Regions from separate parts of the Mus musculus genome. Here region 1 is linked to region 2. Evidence: chromatin contacts called from ENCODE Hi-C or POLR2A ChIA-PET data. All regions are on one chromosome and are shown on one strand. The core of a region is the stretch at or near the end of the contact, and the rest is flanking DNA. Distances in the headings are between cores, read along the strand shown.

Region 1 (2,700 bases), core at 26-2,525, 42 kb after region 2:
ATCACTGAGTCACCTCTCCATCCTTCCAGGATAATTTCAATGAAAAGTCTGATCCACTAAGCCCTCAAAGTTGTTTGCTACCAAAGTAGGGTCCTCAGTTGTGTTACTTGGCTACTAGATTTTTCTCTCTATTTACATCTTGTTTATAGGTACGGTGTCTAACAAAGGGAAGGAATATTTCCTAGGAGAATGCTAGAAAACTTTAGCAATGGGAAACTGTCTATCAGCTTTAGAACTTCCCAAGAAAGCCCAAGGAGTTAAAGCAGCCAACCAAGAATTTGGAAAAACTGTAGCGCTGGTCTTCATCAGTCAAGAGACTGGCACCAGTCAACAAGAAACACACAGAAACTAAGAAATATGACTGCCAAAGTCTTTATGAGCAGGCTTGCCCTAGAGTTTTACTACCTGTGGTTGGGGGAGATGTTCGGTGAGTCATTTGTCCTGTGACCACAGTGGCTGAAAGGCAACTCTAGCTGCCCTCTAGCCTCGCATCATCTAAACACAAGCCAGGGTTGCTCAGTCAGTCTTTTTTACATCCTTGGAGATGCAGGAGAAACTGTGTTTCTGGGAAGGGTCCCTCTAATTCTTCCCTGTAATTGTTTCCCTCTTTGGTTCACTACAATGTAACTGTAAGGTCCTCAGGTGGAACTCTTCCAGGGTGGGAGGGAGACCCTTCAGGATTCTGTGCTGGAAGGAACTCTGCTTATGTGACTTTTCCACCTCACTCTTCTCTGTGTTCTTAATTGATTCATTTTCATCAAGTATCTTGAATACCCTCTCTCTTCCATCACAGTGAACACTCAAAATAACATTAATAAAAATTTAGCTTTACACCAACATCTATTAAGAGCAAAACTCCGGGCCAAAGCTATTAATCAAATTCCATTTAAGAAGAGGATATTAAGTAAATTAGTTGAGCTGATTAAAAACACCTTCATCAAAGTAGAACATCGGTGCCAACAATATTAAGAGTTGAATTATCGATTTTGCTTTTTATAAAAACTGAAGATAGTCCATTAGCAGGGAAGAAAAAAACGATCCTTCTTCCTTCACTTTGAGGACAGTAAGGGTGATCTACTGCTAGGGATGGGGAAAGAAGTTCTGGGAAGCGAAGGGCATGACGGCAGAGTTTGTCAGAGGGTCAGAAAAGAAGCTCTGAGGTCAGATGCCCAGAGGAGGGCGCGGTCCAGCTGGGCAGCAGGACCACCTACAACCGCGCCGGTTGCGAGCGTACACCGGGGCGCTCCCGATCCCGGCCGCCAGAGGGCGCAGCCCGAGCCGGCGCGGCGCCGGGAAGGAGGAGGGGAGCGCGAGAAGGGTCAGGCGCGCAGGGCGTCCGCGCAGCTCGGCTCCGGGAAGGGCGCGGAGCCTCTGCCTCCGGGATGCGGCCTCCCGCGCTGCTGGCGCTGTTCAGCTGCTCCGCGGGTAAGTAGCGAGCGGCCCGGGCGGGCGCGGGGAGGGAGTCCCGGGGCTGCTGGCCACCCCCGCGCGGTTCCGGCTGCCGCCCGCCCCGTCCCGCCCCGTCCCGGCCGCAGCGCCCTCTAGTGGCGCCACCCTCGGCCCGCGCCCTCTCCATCTCCGCCTCCTTCCGCCGGGGCACGCGGGCTGGTGGGGAGGGCGCGGCCGGGTCGGGAGCCAGAGCCGCGCAACTGCTAGAAACTTTACAAGAGGCCGCGCCTTTCCCGCCCCTGCGCGCCGCCCGTGCGCCCTGCGGTGCACACCTCGCGCCCCACTATGAGCACCCCGCCCTGTGCGCCCCCAGCGCCCCGCCGAATGCTTGCCGCGCTCCGCGGTGTGCACTCCGCACTCCACCGTAGCTATCCTACGCCCCACGGCATTCATGCCACGGCCCGCCGTGTGCACTCTGCGCCCCACTGTGTACACTCCGTGCGCCCCACCGTGTGCACCCTCTGCTTGTGCTTACTCCGTGCCCGGCCGTACACCCCCTGCTCTCTACCGTGTGCCCCTGTGTCCCACAGCTGTGCACTCATGGGTCCCATAGTTGTGCATCCCATACCCCTAGATGTGCATCCCCGCGCCCCACCTTGTGCACACCCCTCGATCCTCCATGTGCATTCCCAGTGCCTGGAGGTGCATATCCCAAGTTTCACCCCTCCCGACCTTGAATACCGTATCCCACCTCACCGTGCATACCCCGCATCCCACTGTGTGCACCCCGCTCTCTACCTTGTGCATCCCCCGTGTTCCGCCCTGTGCACCCTGTACCTCCTGTTGTGGACAACCTGCACTCGGCCATGGGCACCCCTTTTCCCACTCCTCCGTATGTACCCTGGATCTCCTGCTGTGCATGACCGGTGTCCCACTATCTACACCCCACCCCCACCCCCGCCCATCGCCCCAGTCAAGCACACACCGTTTTGCCTTAAATACTCCATGCATCCCATCGTGTGTTCCTTGAGACCCTACCCAGCTTTACAGAACCCTGATACAGCCATTAGCACGCCCCAAGGCGCGCCCCCCTCCCCGTATCCCTTGCGTCACCCCCACCCTGTACCCTCAGCTCCTGCAATTTCCCAGAGACCTCCTCTCTTTGTGTACCACTCCCTAGGAACCTACAAACTTGGCCTGCCTTCCTCCTAATGCAGTTGGGCAAGGAGGGGAGGGAGGACCGGGGTGCCCCGCGGAACCTTGAGGCCTCCGGGAAAATCAGAGAACTGGTCCCAGGCAGTCCAGTTGCCT
Region 2 (2,700 bases), core at 68-2,567:
GAAGCGCTTAGCATACAGGATGGGGGCAAGAAGGACTGGCAGCCTTCCTACTAATTGCCGAATCACAGAGCACCATGGCTTTGTGAGAGAGGGAGCCCATGCTTAGAAAGTAAGTTCCTAGCAAGGCTTTCTTCCTCCTATTCACTCATAAATGTTCCTCTAATAAGGTCGGAATGATTTTACCTTTGGGTTCGATGTTTAACATTTATTATCTTGGACTTTGCACATGGGGGGAAAAAGCCCTATAATGATTGCCTTAAAAAGCATACAGCTGTTGTCGGTGAAGGCACACGCAGGTCTAACTGCCTCTAATATGTAACCTTCAGAAACTAACCCCCTCAAAAAGTTGCTTTTTACCATGCTTCCGTTTACCCACCCACGTTGCTGCAGAATATTTAATTCCGAAGCAAAAAAATCCATCTTCCCCACTGAATTTTTTGCACAGCAGTGTGTTAAGCAACAACAATGTTAAATTTGTACTGCTTACTCTAAATGGTGTTAAAATAAACGAACTCTGGGTCTGGAAACTCTCACGGACGTTTTTCACAATGAGCTTTAAAAAGGACGCTTCCAAAAGGCGATTGGGGCACTAGGGCAATATTAACAAATCAGGAGTAGATGAGACGCAGAGACGGAGGATTCCTCCACCATAGCGTGTTTCTGTGGTCGCTAACAACAGTCCGCTCGCTCCCTAGGCAAGCAGCGGCGCACAGGCTCTGGAACCTTCTAGGTCATTTGGAGATTCACCATGCGGAGGAAAAGGCTCTGTTGCCCAGGCTCTGCCGAGATCCTAGCTGAGGTGGGAGCCGGTGCCAGCTTGAAGAAGCTGAGTGGGGAGTCGGGGGCGAGCCTGGAAGGCCAGCGGGACCAGGTGGTCGCGGGGTGTCACGGTTCCCGGAATCCCCGGACCCACCATCTCCCTCGGGAAGCAGCGAGCTCCAGCCCTCCCCGGCCACCCAGGCTCCTACTTACGGGGTGCAGCGGTCGCTGAACTCGTTGGCGATGGTCTCGATGCCCCCGGCCCGCGCCACCGCAATGTAGCAGCTCTGTGAGCCTACGTCTAGCCCAACCACCGACATGGCTGGCCCGGTCCGCCTCCGCCTCGGGTCCGCTGCGTGCTCGTCCTGCTCCCGACCAGTCGGGAAGATGCCTCCGGCTTACCCTGCAAGACTGCGCTCAGTCTCTGCCACCGCTCTCCGCCGCCCGCCTCTCTCACGCAGCCGCCGCCGCTCAGCTACCAATCCAAAAGGGGAGGTCCCAATCGCTCAGCCTTATGTAGCCTACTGAGGAGAACTTTCCAGAATCTGCAGCATTTTACTCACCGGCGCCTCCACGTGCCACTTCCGCTTCCTTCTTCTCGAGCCTTCGAGAAAGATTCTACCCAATGGACTGCTGGTCCCTCCGCGGGCGGCCTGAGTTGCCATGGTGACAGGGCAGCTGCTCGGGCGCCATTGGCTAAAACTGACCGAGCTTGCCCGGCCTCCATCCCGCCCTCCCCAGCCTGAGGGGCAGTTTTCGTTCCAGTTGACTCCAGTGAATAACCGGTCGGGAACTTCTGTCGCTTAAGTGGTGACTCCGGTGGCAGTGTCCGGCTCCCGACGCCGAAAAACTATTGAAAGGACGGAGAAAGAACACACTACTCCGGGACCCCAGGCCTCTCCGGTCACGAACTTGCTGTTGGCAGAGAGCATGTCGGGAAGCGTAGTCTGGCCGGGAGACCCTAGCGCCTTGCATGCTGGGAAACGCAGTCCAGTGGTGAGGCCTCGGTGCTTTGCATGCTAGGATATGTAGTCCAGCCCGTGGTGCGTGCCACGATCCTGCTTTGTCTTAAGGGCTCAGTAAAAAGAGGCCCAGCTGGCTGCTGCCGATTCGCGCTCTTTCTCTGGTGTATGCTTTGTTCTGTGTTCCGTTCTTGCTTGTTTTTTCAACAGCTAATGGATTGCGATTTAGGGGCGTCAGGATAAGCCGCAAACGCGGTTTATATTTTGTAGACATTTGTCCGCTGGCAAGATTGTTGCAGAATAAAACACAGAAGGGTTTTCTTCTTCTTCTTCTTCTTCTTCTTCTTCTTCTTCTTCTTCTTCTTCTTCTTCTTCTTCTTCTTCTTCTTCTTCTTCTTCTTCTTAAATGAAAACTTTTGATTGCTATGCAATTTGGGAAGCTGCTGGTGTTTTGCCGACAGGGTTTTGCATATTTTGGATACTAGTTTAAGCCGACTTTGTTTAACCCTGCCACTCCTAACCATAAGGTTATGATTTAATGTAATGGCTAATAATATGGTTTAATAAATGGGTGTATGGTTTATTCCTTGTTTAATCTAACCTTTCATTTTCTTTCCTTGGAAAGTAAGCTTAGGTTCCATGAAGAGAAAGCAGAGGTGGATGCTGCTGGCTCCTGCTTTCAATTCTTATGTACCGTTAAAAAAAACGTCAAAGTTTGCCTGAAAACCCCGTGTGTACCCTCTAGAATATGGAAATATGCACAATTAAAACGTGCGCTGCTAAATAAGTGTGTAATTGAATGAAGAGTTGGGGCCCAGGGTTAAAAACTAACTCCTGAAGTATGCCTCTTCCCGTAGGACAAGTGGGGTTGCTTAAATGGGAGCTTTCTATACAAATTGCAGAGTAAGTTTTATTCGTGGTGATTGATCGGCTTGCCACTTAAGTTATTTCACCTGCTAGCATAACTATTTAAAATGGG

What was found. Hi-C counts contacts between places; a loop is a spot of excess contacts on that map. ChIA-PET counts read pairs that join two places held with the same protein, here RNA polymerase II (POLR2A).
Region 1: a map of left cerebral cortex shows a loop between it and region 2 (5-fold over the local background). The contact joins the promoter of B3glct here to the promoter of Hsph1 in region 2. A Hi-C loop is called at or near these places in 13 of 37 maps with a recorded cell type or tissue (CH12.LX, T-helper 1 cell, T-helper 17 cell and 6 more). POLR2A ChIA-PET finds 5 or more read pairs at or near these places in 3 of 5 experiments (Patski and embryonic stem cell).

What each region holds. Positions count from the first base shown.
Region 1 is chr5:149,676,955-149,679,654 of GRCm38, forward strand. B3glct (beta-3-glucosyltransferase) reads left to right here and starts at 1,276. Exons shown (of 15, transcript NM_001081204.2): 1 at 1,276-1,425. The coding sequence starts at 1,383.
Region 2 is chr5:149,634,998-149,637,697 of GRCm38, forward strand. It overlaps Hsph1 (heat shock 105kDa/110kDa protein 1), which reads right to left and starts at 1,318. Exons shown (of 18, transcript NM_013559.2): 1 at 973-1,318. The coding sequence starts at 1,079.